2 separate regions of the Homo sapiens genome follow, and region 1 is linked to region 2. Evidence: chromatin contacts called from ENCODE Hi-C data. All regions are on one chromosome and are shown on one strand. The core of a region is the stretch at or near the end of the contact, and the rest is flanking DNA. Distances in the headings are between cores, read along the strand shown. Region 1 holds the start of COPS4 (COP9 signalosome subunit 4). Region 2 holds the start of NUP54 (nucleoporin 54).

The links. A loop is a pair of places that touch in the nucleus more often than their neighbours do. Pooled maps may share reads with other maps.
Region 1: a map of B cell shows a loop between it and region 2 (7-fold over the local background). The contact joins the promoter of COPS4 here to the promoter of NUP54 in region 2. A Hi-C loop is called at or near these places in 2 of 168 maps with a recorded cell type or tissue (B cell and naive thymus-derived CD4-positive, alpha-beta T cell) and 6 of 50 pooled maps.

The regions. Positions count from the first base shown.
Region 1 is chr4:83,032,040-83,037,949 of GRCh38, forward strand. COPS4 (COP9 signalosome subunit 4) reads left to right here and starts at 3,144. Exons shown (of 10, transcript NM_016129.3): 1 at 3,144-3,259. The coding sequence starts at 3,186. RefSeq lists enhancers at 2,664-2,783, 2,857-3,151, 2,914-3,263, 3,364-3,413, 3,454-3,513 and 2 more.
Region 2 is chr4:76,146,276-76,152,525 of GRCh38, forward strand. It overlaps NUP54 (nucleoporin 54), which reads right to left and starts at 2,122. Exons shown (of 12, transcript NM_017426.4): 1 at 2,033-2,122. The coding sequence starts at 2,099. It overlaps LOC124900718 (a long non-coding RNA gene), which reads left to right and starts at 2,274. Exons shown (of 2, transcript XR_007058144.1): 1 at 2,274-2,327; 2 at 2,932-6,250. RefSeq lists an enhancer at 2,072-2,231.

The DNA of each region.
Region 1 (5,910 bases), core at 1,894-4,393, 6.9 Mb after region 2:
AGTGTTGGGGAAGGGACCTGGTAGGAGGTGATTGGATCATGGCGGCAGATTTCCCTCTTGTGTTCTGGTGATAGTGAATGAGATCTCATGAGATGTGGTTGTTTGAAAGTCTGTAGCACCTCCCGCTTTGTGTTCTCTCTCTCTCCTGCCTTCATGTGATGACATACTTTCTTCCCCTTTGCCCTTCCACCATGATTGTAAGTTTTCTCAGGCTTCCCCAGTCATGCCTCCTGTAAGGCTGTGGAACTATGAGTCATTTAAATCTCTTTTCTTTTTTTTTTTGAGACGGAGTCTCGCTCTGTCGCCCAGGCTGGAGTGCGGTGGCACGATGTCGGCTCACTGCAAGCTCCGCCTCCCGGGTTCACGCCATTCTCCTGCCTCAGCCTCCCGAGTAGCTGGGACTACAGGCGCCCGCCACCACGCCTGGCTAATTTTTTTGTATTTTTAGTAGAGACGGGGTTTCATCGTGTTAGCCAGGACGGTCTCGATCTCCTGACCTCGTGATCCACCCGCCTCGGCCTCCCAGAGTGCTGGGATTACAGGCGTGAGCCACCATGCCCGGCCTAAATCTCTTTTCTTTACAAATTGCCCAGTTTCAGGTAGTTCTTTATAGCAGTGTGAGAACAGACTAATATACATTCTTTTTTTATTTATTTTATTTTTGAGATTTCACTCTGCCACCCAGGCTGGAGTGCAGTGGCACGATCTCAGCTCACTGCAGCCTCCGCCTCCTGTGTTCAATCGATTTTCCTGCCTCAGCCTCCTAAGTAGCTGGGACTACAGGCACCCGCCACCACGCCTGGTTAATTTTTTGTGTTTTTAGTAGAGAAAGAGTTTCACCATGTTGAGCAGGCTGGTCTCGAACTCCTGACCTCAGGTGATCCACCTGCCTTGGCCTCCTAAAGTGGTGGTATTACAGGCATGAGCCACCACGCCTGGCTGAGAACAGACTAATACACATTCTTAAAAGGGATTCCTTCTTCAGGTATTCTTCTCTTTCTCTTTCCCAATAGAGGGAATATGCCATTTATCACACATCAAGATGGCAAAAATCCAAAAGTTTGACATCCTTTGTAGTCAAGGCTGTAGGAAGCTGCACCCCTATATATTTCTGGTAGGAAGGCAAAATGATACCATTCCTATAAAATGCAATTTGGCAATATCTACCAAAATTGTATGTCTATCCTTTGCCTCATTTCTGGTAATGTGTTCTACCTGTACATATATAATGTATGCAAAGGTTATTCATCGCATTGATTAAAAATAACATGTCCTATAAGGATTAAATAAACTAAGGCATACTCTCACTGTGTAATATCCTCTAGCTCCAAAAAGAGTGATTTTGAAAGACTGGACAGCTGGTAAGATGTCCAGCTGTCTTAGTCTGTTTTCTGTTGCTTATACCAGAATACCTGAAACTGGGTAATTTATAAAGAAAAGGAATTTATATCTTAGAGTTATGAAGGCCAAGAAGTCTAAGGTCAAGGGGCCACATCTAATGAGACCCTTCTTGCTGGTGGGGACTTGCTAGAGTTCAGAAGCAGCACAGGGTATCACATGGCAAGGGAGTGACCTTCCTAACATGCTAGCTCAGGTCTCTTCCTCTTCTAATAAAGCCACATGTTCTCTCCCATGACAACCCATTAATCCATGAATAGATCAAGGGTTTTGCCCTCATGATCCAATCACCTATTTAAGGCCCACCTCTAAATACTGCCACATTAAAGATGAAGTTTCAACATGAGTTGTTTGTTTTTTTTTTTTTTTTTGAGACGGAATTTCCCTCTTGTTGCCCAGGCTGGAGTGCAGTGGTGCAATCTTGGCTCACCGTAACCTTCGCCTTCCAGCTTCAAGTGATTCTCGTGCCTCAGCCTCCCGAGTAGCTGAGATTACAGGCACGTGCCACCACACCCAGCTAATTTTTGTATTTTTAGTTGAGACGGGGTTTCTCCATGTTGGTCAGGCTGGTCTCGAACTCCCGACCTCAGGTGATCCGTCCACCTCGGCCTCCCAAAGTGCTGGGATTACAGACGTGAGCCACGGCGCCAGCCCTCAACATGAGTTTTGGAGAAGACAATTATTTCAAACCACAGTACCAGGAAAAGTGCAAAAAAAAAAAACCAAGGCAGAACAATTATGTGGTGTTGCTTGTGAGAGGTAAAATTTTATTTTATTAATATTTGCTTGTATTTGCAGAAATTCTATAAGAATACATGAGTATTGAATGTTATACAAACGCAGGCGACCATATAATCTTCCATTGAAATGGAACGGTTTCTAGAATGAAAGGGAGGATGTTATTATTATTATTATTATTTTTTGAGACCGAGTCTCGCTGTGTCTCCCAGGCTGGAGTGCAGTGGCGCGATCTCGGCTCACTGCAAACTCCGCCTCCCGGGTTCACGCCATTCTCCTGCCTCAGCCTCCCGAGTTGCTGGGACTACAGGGGTGCACCACCTACGCCCGGCTAATTTTTTTGTATTTTTAGTAGAGAACGGGGTTTCACCGTGTTAGCCAGGATGGCCTCGATCTCTTGACCTCGTGATCCGCCCGCCTCGGCTGCCCAAAGTGCTGGGATTACAGGCGTGAGCCACCGCGCCCGGCCGAAAGGGGGGATATTAATCATTACTCCAGGACGACAGAGGGAAAATCGCTTTGTACTGGACAAACTGGAATGTCTGACCAACCATTATAAAGTGCACGGAGTGGGAGGAGGAATAGGGACATTTTAATTGTATTTCTAAAAAGTATCTTCTGTGGTGAATCGGAAACAAAACTCATTCTTTACCACAGGCAGTTTAAGCGCTGCCTGAAAGATCGAAGGACGGTAAACCACAGACGTGAGAAACGGAACTTTGCGAAAACGCAGTCGTTTTATGTACCGGCTACTCATTGGAGTTACACCAGAGACTCACTACTGGAGTTCATCAGCCAATCCAAAGTCCAAGCGTGAGAGCCAGAGCCTGTAGGAGAGACCTGGGCAGGCCTCAGACCTGAGGAGTGGAGCTCCGCATCACTCAACCCTGGGGGCGGAGCTAGCCCAGGCTCCCACACCCGACGCTCTGGCCCACACAGACGCTACTCTGTAGCATCTCAGGTTCCCTCTGGCTGCACTCTGGAGGACCACACTCGTTTTCTTTTTGGCTGCCAGAGGCCCCCGCATCCACCGCTGAGCTGGGAGAAAGATGGCGGCAGCCGTGCGACAGGATTTGGCCCAGCTCATGAATTCGAGCGGCTCTCATAAAGATCTGGCTGGCAAGTGAGTATTTCCCAGGAACGCGGGAGTACAGAGGTGGGGAAAGAAAGCCACAGCCTTAATCTCCTTAGGTTGGCCACGGCTCTTGGGCGTGAAGCTAGGAGCCGGCCTGACGTCCAAGGGGGCGGGCCTGAGGTCGGCTGGGGAGGCAAATGTTGGGAGAAGCAGAAAGCTGGAGGGGACCTTGTGCAGGGGCCTTCGAGGCTATAGACTTGAAATGATTGTCAGCTTGTTCAGTTCTTGATAGAATCTTTCTGGTCCCTTAGGATTTTGGAACAGCGGTCTGAGAGACGACTGCTACCCTGGCCTTAGTAGCCTTCCCTGGTACCTCTTCCCATCGCTGGCCGGCCTCACACCGAATCTGGCCTCTCTTTGGACCTTCCTCCTCTTTTTTTTTGATTCAGAGAAATGTATATTCTGGGGCCTTGATGCTGCGTTTTTCGGGGAGATGGCTTCTTGGGGCTGGCTGAGGTTGAGGCGGTATGGCCGCTGTCATGTCGTCCAGACCATTCAGACTGTCTTCTGTGGGTCCTTGTGTTTCGGGTATTTTCTCTGCCACCAACTCTGATGGCACATAGGCGGAATGTGCTCATATCGTGGGTCAGGATGTCTACAGTAGTGATGTTTGCAGGAATCTGAATTTTGTCGAAATTTATATAGAATGCTTAGGTTCACTCCAAGTTAAAATGTGTGACGTGCCTGTTCTGCAAGCAGTTGTCAACAGTATTAAGCATAGGTAGGTAGACGTATATTGTTCATTTTCTCTTTGTAGATGTCACAGCATTTCTCTTTTGTAATGAACATGCTTTCTGTTTAAAGTATGCCTCTCTAGGCCGGGTGCAGTGGCTCACGCCTGTAATCCCAGCACTTTGAGAGGCTGAGATCACTTGAGGCCTGAGAGATCTGAGAGGGAGGATCACTTGAGGGCAGGAGTTCTAGACCAGCCTGGGCAACATAGTGAGACCCCCCCCCCCGCCGCCACCCGTCTCCGTAAATAAATAAGTAAATAAAGTATGCCTCTCAAGTTGATCTTAATGTTTACATCCTGACAGCTGAAATCACTTTGATGTATATTAATGGGATACACCTGTTCTAACCTGGTCATTGAAATTCTGACTGTTTTAAGTAGGCTAGGCTGCCTTTTCTCTGGTGGCAAACGTAATCTACTTTTATCAGTGGGAAATTCAGCCGTATATTTTGGGCTTAACTACTTTGTGCTGCATTTTCCCACTCAGGAAAATGAAGATAATAATAGGACTTATTCTTGTCTGACATTATCTGAGGACAAGATGAGTATGTGTGTGCATATATACTTACCACACTTATATCACGTAGAACAGTACCTGACATATAGAAAGTGCGGTAAGATTGTTGTTGTTACTATTAAGCTGTCAGTAAATATATATTCACTTATTGTATGGGTTGGAAATAAGTTAAATATGTCTTCATGGCTCAATCCTTTCTGCTTGTAATTTTTATATGGATGAAAGTAAAATCAGCTTATATTTTTCCCCATGCTTCCTTTACTTTTTATTTTGTTAAAGAAGAATAAGTGCATTAGTTATCAAAAGAAATAGAGCTTTGCAAGTATTTGCAGAATTCTGAAACTTAAGTATTTACTTCTTCAGGTCTGAATTGGAGATAAACAATAGTACTTAAAGCGTGCTTCAGTTATCTGTTGCTTTGTAACAAACCAAAAACTTAACCAGTGTAAAACAACTATGATTTCTCAGGATTCTATGGGTTGACTGGACTGCTTTGCTGGTCTTGTCTGGGCTCACTCATGCAGATATAGTCAGCTGGCAACACACCTGGGGCGGGACTCACATGCATATCTTGCTCTTGCCTGGATCTCTCTCTCTCTCTGCACAGTCTCTCATTCAGTAGTTTAGCTTGGGCTTTCTTAGGTGCCTATGAGAGGGGAAGTCGCAAGACCTCTTAAGGATAGCCTAGGAAGTCTCACGTCAGTTCTCTAGTACTGGTCAAAGTAAATCAGAAGACCAGCCCAGATTCAAGGGGAGGGGAAATGGAGCTTACTACTACCTCTTTAGTGGCAAAGTTACATTGCAAAGGAGCCTGGACAGAGGGAGACACGATTCATTGGAAGCCGTTACTGTAGCAGTCTACCACATGGTGTTATTGTGAAGATTAAATGAAATAATGTGCTTGATAACTGATAGCCAGTGCAGTCTTAGCCATAACTCCTTCAGAGCTGCTTTCTGAGAAAAGTCTTGGCCTTGCCTGCATTTCCTATGTGGGCAAGAATGTAGCAGGATATTTATCCTTACAACAACATCAGTTCTACCAGCTATATGCTTTAAGAGAAATACCCTTGAAATATATCAGTGTGTTTTTTTTTAATGTATTTTTTCTTGTATGTACTTTTAATGAAGGTTTTTGGGTGTTTTTTTTAGGAGCTGAGTAACAAAGGATTCCATATTAAAGAATAATGGAATACATTGTTTCTAAAACATCAATACTGTGTGTTCCTAGCAATTGGGATATCTGTAACAGTAGTTGTTCAATAAACGTGGTTGAATTAATGAATAGCTAGAAAGGGGCAGTGCTTGTATTTGAATCCAGGTTCATCTACTCTAAAAAGCTCATTTTAAACCTACCAGACTATGCTCGTTTTCTTGTTAAAAACTCAGTTA
Region 2 (6,250 bases), core at 872-3,371:
AATACCAACAAGTTTATTTATTGTTGTTGAATTATGAGCTGGGTGGCTTTATTCAGAAACACAAATTTCAAAGTAAGATTTCTGTTTTACCCAGTGCCAATTTTAAGCAAACAAGGAAAAGTAAACACATCAAAGGACAGTGATATGTGATTACTTCGAATACATCTTAATTAAAATGCATCATCTTGTCTTTGAAGTTTTCAAATATTCTTCGAACTGTTTTCAACTCAGATGCTAGGGTGATAATCACATTGCAGTAACCAGTGAATGAACAAAATAACAAACTTCCCAATTAACTTTTAGGGAGTAAATAATGTTTATCAAATGCATATAATTGGCATGGGCACAAGAGGCATAACGTAAGAGACTATGGACGATAAATTCATATACGAGCAGCTGAAGAACAAGTTTTTTTCTACAGTGTCACTATGTAAAGTACCCATAAACCTATTTTAAATGTATATATCATTATTGTTTTGCAAAATTTCTAATGAGCTGCAAACAACCCACGTGCATATGAAAATCTTCATAATTATCTTTTTGAATGCAAAGACGTCTAGCTTACCTTTTAGAATTCGATGCTATATCACATAAAACTAAACTGCTCTCTTTGAGCATTTCCCAAAATTCCAGCAAAGAACTGGGGATTCTTTCTATAATTACAAATCTTATAGAAATTACACATCTTATAGTATCCTAATCTGCTGAGTTGACCAAAGAAATACATTATTATCATTATAACACAAGTTAAAAAACAAAACAGGTTACTGCTGTTCGTATAAGACTTGTTTCTCTTTGGAAACACAAGGACAATAAAATGAAATCTCAATGAAAGATGCAGAAAAAATGAAAAATGACTGCAGGAGTCCAAGAATCCCAGGATGGGCTTGACTGGTGGTGAGTTTATACTTTGGAAGTCCTACCTAATAATTTTAAAGATCTATTCAAAATTATAATCCAAATGCTTATCATTTGGAAGATAAGTGCACATTTAATAAAGGAACACTGTAACTTGCAAAACTTTCCTAAACCACATCTTTTAAGGCAGTAAAAACTTGATACAGATGTTTTTGATTCGAGATAAGGAAATAAATTTCCTTTCCCTATTAGACAAGTAACTGTTCTTTCCCAAACTCCAGGAACCACAATATTCTTGGACTCCAGCTCCCAACACTGGTTACACATACAACCCGCAGTATCTACCTGCACTTGCCAGACTGTTACCAAAATTGAACGGAGTCGCCGAGGTAGTAGAAACACCGAAATTCCCAATATTAAAGTTCACTGCAGGATTAGCAGTTAATCCGAAACCCCCAAAATTAAACCCACTGGCGGTGGAGTTGGCAGTCTCAAGCCCACCAAATCCTGATAGGCGTGTAGGCAAAGAAACAAAATTTTAAAAAGGGGGAGAGGGAAAAAGAAAAGAAAGCAAGATAAGGATTAGAAGAATCAGCAGGAGGTTTCACAGAAGTGAACAAACCTGGTTTTGCTCCAAACAGTTTAAGAAAGCAGAGTGGGGGTGGGGTGGGGCAGATGGAAGAAGCATGACGGATAAACCCCACAGCGAGGACCACAGGGGGCCGGGGGTGGAACTAAGGGAGTCAATGGGCAGTGCCGGTGGATCCCCAGCCCTATCCTCGCCGAGTCCGGCAGCGGGAACCACGCAAGCGTTCCCGCCCATCCAGGAGGCTGAGGTGCAGAGGGGAGGGAGGTTCTCGGGCAAGGGGAGAGGGAAGCAACCTCCAATTTCTCTGAGTAGGACTCCCCGGCAGCGGGAAGCGAACCGCTCAAGCCAGGGCCCTGTGGAAACTCACGCGCGGCAAGCGAGCTTCTAGTGGGACCCCGAGTACCCCCGTGGCCTCCTCGGGTGCCGCCTCGGCCCACTCTGCCGCCGCCCGCCCTTTTCCAATGCCTCTAAAGTCTCCGCGTCGGCGGGAGATTCCAGGATCCCCAGGTCGGAGAGTCTCGGACAGAGGGGGCGGACCAGACCCTTCCCCTTCTTCCCGGGTGAAGGTCTAGGGGGATCACTCACCCGCGGGGGCCGCGGTGGCTGCAGCGGTACCGGAGGTGCCCGAGGGAGCCCCAAAATTGAAGGCCATGTCGCGAAAGCAGGAGACCAAGTAGGTTACTCCTGCGACGCGCAGCGCGCTCCCCTTCTCAGTCCGGCCGGGAAACCGCCAGTCAGATCACCGAGTTCCGCCTCCTTTCTGACCTAGCCTAAGAGGCCGGAAGGCGCCAAGGGCGTAGGAGGTGGGTGGTTGTGAGGGAACGCCCCCAGCCAGCTCACTTCCGGTGGGCTTCACATGCTGTGGGGTGTCACTGTTAAGGTAAAATGCTGGGACGCTCGCGAGGGTGTGCCGCCTGAGAGTCCTTTAAAAACTGCCGTAGGGAGGTTCTTTGGGAAAGGTGTGCAGAGGCTGAAGTTGTTACTGTAGGGATACGCGGTAGACAGCTAGAATTTGTATGTGGTAGGGTTGAAGTTGCTGCCTCATCAACTAGCGGGCCTGGGAGGTCGGGCAGCAGGGCTGGGGTTGAGAACCCCCCCAACACCCACGAGGAGGTGGTATTTGAACCCAGTGCTGAAGGATGAGTAGACGGAGCAGAAGCAGTAAAGAGGATGCACGTTGGAAGAAATGAAAGCGAATGGAATTGTAGCAAACACGTTGCGTTTACTATGTGCCAGGCACTCTTCTAGACATTTTACATAATTTAATCAGCTATCTTATGAGGTGGGTTGCTGCTATCTCCAATTTATAAAAGAGGAAACAGGTACCAAAGGGTCAGGCTGTTTACAGAGTAAATACTCCTAACCACAGCTCTAAGGGGAGCACTGAAAAAGAGGGGAAGAGTGGGCCCCCTCTGTTGTACTTGTAATATAATTTAATCCTCAGAATAAATAAATAGAGAAGATTCTGTAACTGTATTTTGCAGGTGAGATGAGAGAATTGAGGTTTGGAGTTGTTAAGCAGCTTGCCCAAAGTCACCTTGCAGGTAGGTTCTGGAGTCTGGTTTTGGACTCATGTTTCTCCACTCCAGAGTCCCAATTTGTAAAAATTACCATTATATTATATTGCCTTGTAAATTATGGTAAGGATTTCAGACTATTTCTTGAGGGTAATGGGAAACCTTTAAGGGGTTTTAGGCAGAGGACTAGTATGACTAGAATTTTGTTTTTAGAAGATCCCTCTGGCTGCCATAAGGAGAATGGATTGGAAGGAGCCAGAATGCCTGAGGAAGATAGAGCTTTTAGGAGTCTGTTGTAGTTGCACAGGTAGGAGATGATAATGACTTGGATTACATCTGGCAGTGGAATTAGGAGAATAAATTTGAGAGATACTTAAGAAATAGCATATATGAGACTCGTAGTATTTGGACGTGGGAAGTAAGGATTCAAGGACAACCTCCTGCTTTCTGGCTTGGGCAAGTTGGTGAATGGTGGACCCGTGTCTGACTCCTACAAACTGAGTATGCTCTCATACCCACTGCCCTGCCTTCTTTCACTGTTTGTCACAGATAATTTATCAATCTAATTTTTCCTTACAATAGTATATATTCCATAAGTGCAAGAACCATGTCCCTCTTGTTCCATGCCCATCACAAGTGCCTGGCATATAACAGGGGGAAATAAATAATGAATGAATGACAGATAGGTGGAAACCAGATCTTGAAAGACCTTCCTTAGCATGTTAAGGAGCTTTGATTTACCAGCAGTTTGTCCAGCTGCGGCCCACAGGCCACATGTGGCTCATGGCTTAGGATGGCTTTGAATGCAGCCCAACACAAATTCGTAAACTTTATTGAAACATTGTGAGGTTTTTTGCGATTTTTTTTAAAGCTCATCAGCTATTGTTAGTGTATTTTATGTGTGGCCCAAGACAATTCTTCTTCTTCCAGTGTGGCCCAAGGAAGCCAAAAGATTGGACACCCCTGATTTAGCACATAGCCTAACGCTTAAGTACTTAGCTTACCTTAAAAAAACAAACAACCATTCTTCTTCTTCCAGCGTGGCCCAGGGAAGCCAAAAGATTGGACACCCCTGATTTAGCACATTGTCTAATGGCTAAGTACTCAGCTTACCTTAAAAAAACAAACAGCCCTCCCAGTCTAGCAGAAAGGAAAACCAATGATTAATTTATGGAATCTGCCAGAAGCTCAGGAATTGGAGATATCACGTATCTTCATAAGTTGGGGTAAAGGGAAGTTAAAATGAGAGGAACTGGTTGAAAGTCTATTTAAGAAGCAGTTAGAGCTCCCCAAATCCTCTTCTGACCTCGTGCAGCCAAGTGAATGCTTCTTCCCCACTCTAGAAAAATAATGGAGGATTCTTCTCTACAGTGATTAAAATAGTATTTGCCAGGCACAGTGGCACCAGCCTATAGTCCCATCTACTCGGAAAGCTGATGTGGGAGGATTGCTTGAGCCTAGGAGTTCAGCCAGCCTGGGCAACACAGTGGGGACTCCCCCCCACCCCCCGTCAGTGTAAAAAAAAAAAAAATAGTAGTGTCTCTGGACTTGGGGGCACCAGACATTATTGAGAGTGGGTAGTGCCCTACTGAATGGTGGAAGACTGAGTGGAAATGCATGCCTATACACACCTTCCCCTACTGCTCCCAGAACATTGGCAGCCAGGCCTTCGCCCTCCAGGAAGATATAGGAGAATTTTTTATGGGTGAAATGACCAGTATCAAAGAAAAGACAATCATCTGACATCAGAAATCTCTAAATAAATGATTTAGCCACATGACATTATAGCAGTGGTTCTCAACTGGTGCCAATTTTCTACTTCTCCCATCCCCTGGCACATCTGGCAGTGTCTACAGACAGTTTTGGTGGTTGCAATTGGGAAGATCTTACAGGCATCTATTGAGTAGAAGTTGAAGATGCTGCAAAATACTCTAGGACAGACTCCCTTCCTACCCAAACAAAAAATTACCTGGCCCCAAATACCACTATTACAGAGTTTGAGAAATCCTGCTTTATAATAAAGCTCACACTTTGCAAGCCTCACTAAGGCACTCAGAACTTCCATTCAGCTTTTAAGTCCCACTCTTATATATGAGTAGACCAGCAAGGATTACCAAGCTGAGGAGAGCCTTTAACACAATGTATAGAGGTCAAAACAAATAGAGCAGCAAAAGCAGCTTGGAGGAAACTAACTGCAAGGAGAATAAAACTTTTAAAAAGTGAACATATCCGCAGAGAGATAGGAAGAGATATTGTAACCATGAAATAATATCAGGATGTTATTATTTTCAAAGAAAGGTATTCTTAGCAGAACAAAAGAGAGCTATTGGAATTTTAAAGCTATTACCAGAAATGAAAAACCCAGTAGAAGTGTCGGAAGATAAAGGTGAAGAAATCTCTCAGAAAGAAAAACAAAAAGACCAAGGATGGAAAATTGAGGAGAAACTAAAACTAGAGGACTAGTTCAAAAAGCCCTCTATCACACACACTGTTATATCATGCACACTAATACAATAATTTCAGAAAGAGTATAGAGAAAAATCTGTCCTTTAAAGTCCTTCAAGATTTGGTCTCTTCCTATTATTCGTTCATTCAGAGTTTATTGAGTCCTACTATGTACTTGGTACTATTCTGAGTGCTAAACAAAAAAGGTATGGTTTGTGCCTTTGAGAACTTACAGTTGAGTGAGGGAAAACCAGATATTGAGTTAATAGTACACTTGTGGGCCAAGTGCAGTGGCTCATACTTGTAATCCCAGCACTTTGGGGGACCAAGGCGGCAGAGTCACTGAGCTGGGGAGATTGAGACCAGCCTGGGTAATATAGGGAGACCCCATCTCTACAAAAAAAAAAAAAAATAGACCAAATTAGCCAGGTGTGGCACACGCCAATAGCCCCAGAGGTTGACGCTGCAGTGAGCAGCCATCATGCCACTGCACTCCAGCCTGGGTGACGGAGTGAAACATTGTCTCAAAAATAAAGAAAAAAAAAATAGTATACTTGTGACTGTTCAAGAAGGCAGCACAGCTGAGGAAATTATTAAATAATTCAAGAAAATTTATCATAATTGAAAGACACTGCTGGGTTGAAAATGGTTCACCAAATGCTCATTACAATTAATCAAAATAGACTCACACTAAGGCACATTCCAAAATAACAGAACCATGATGGCAAAGAAGTTTCCAGAGAGTAAAAGAGGTCACACACACAAAAACAAGAATCAAAATGGCATCAGACTTCTCAATGGTAACACTAGCTAGAAGGCAGTTGAGAAATGCCTTTGAATT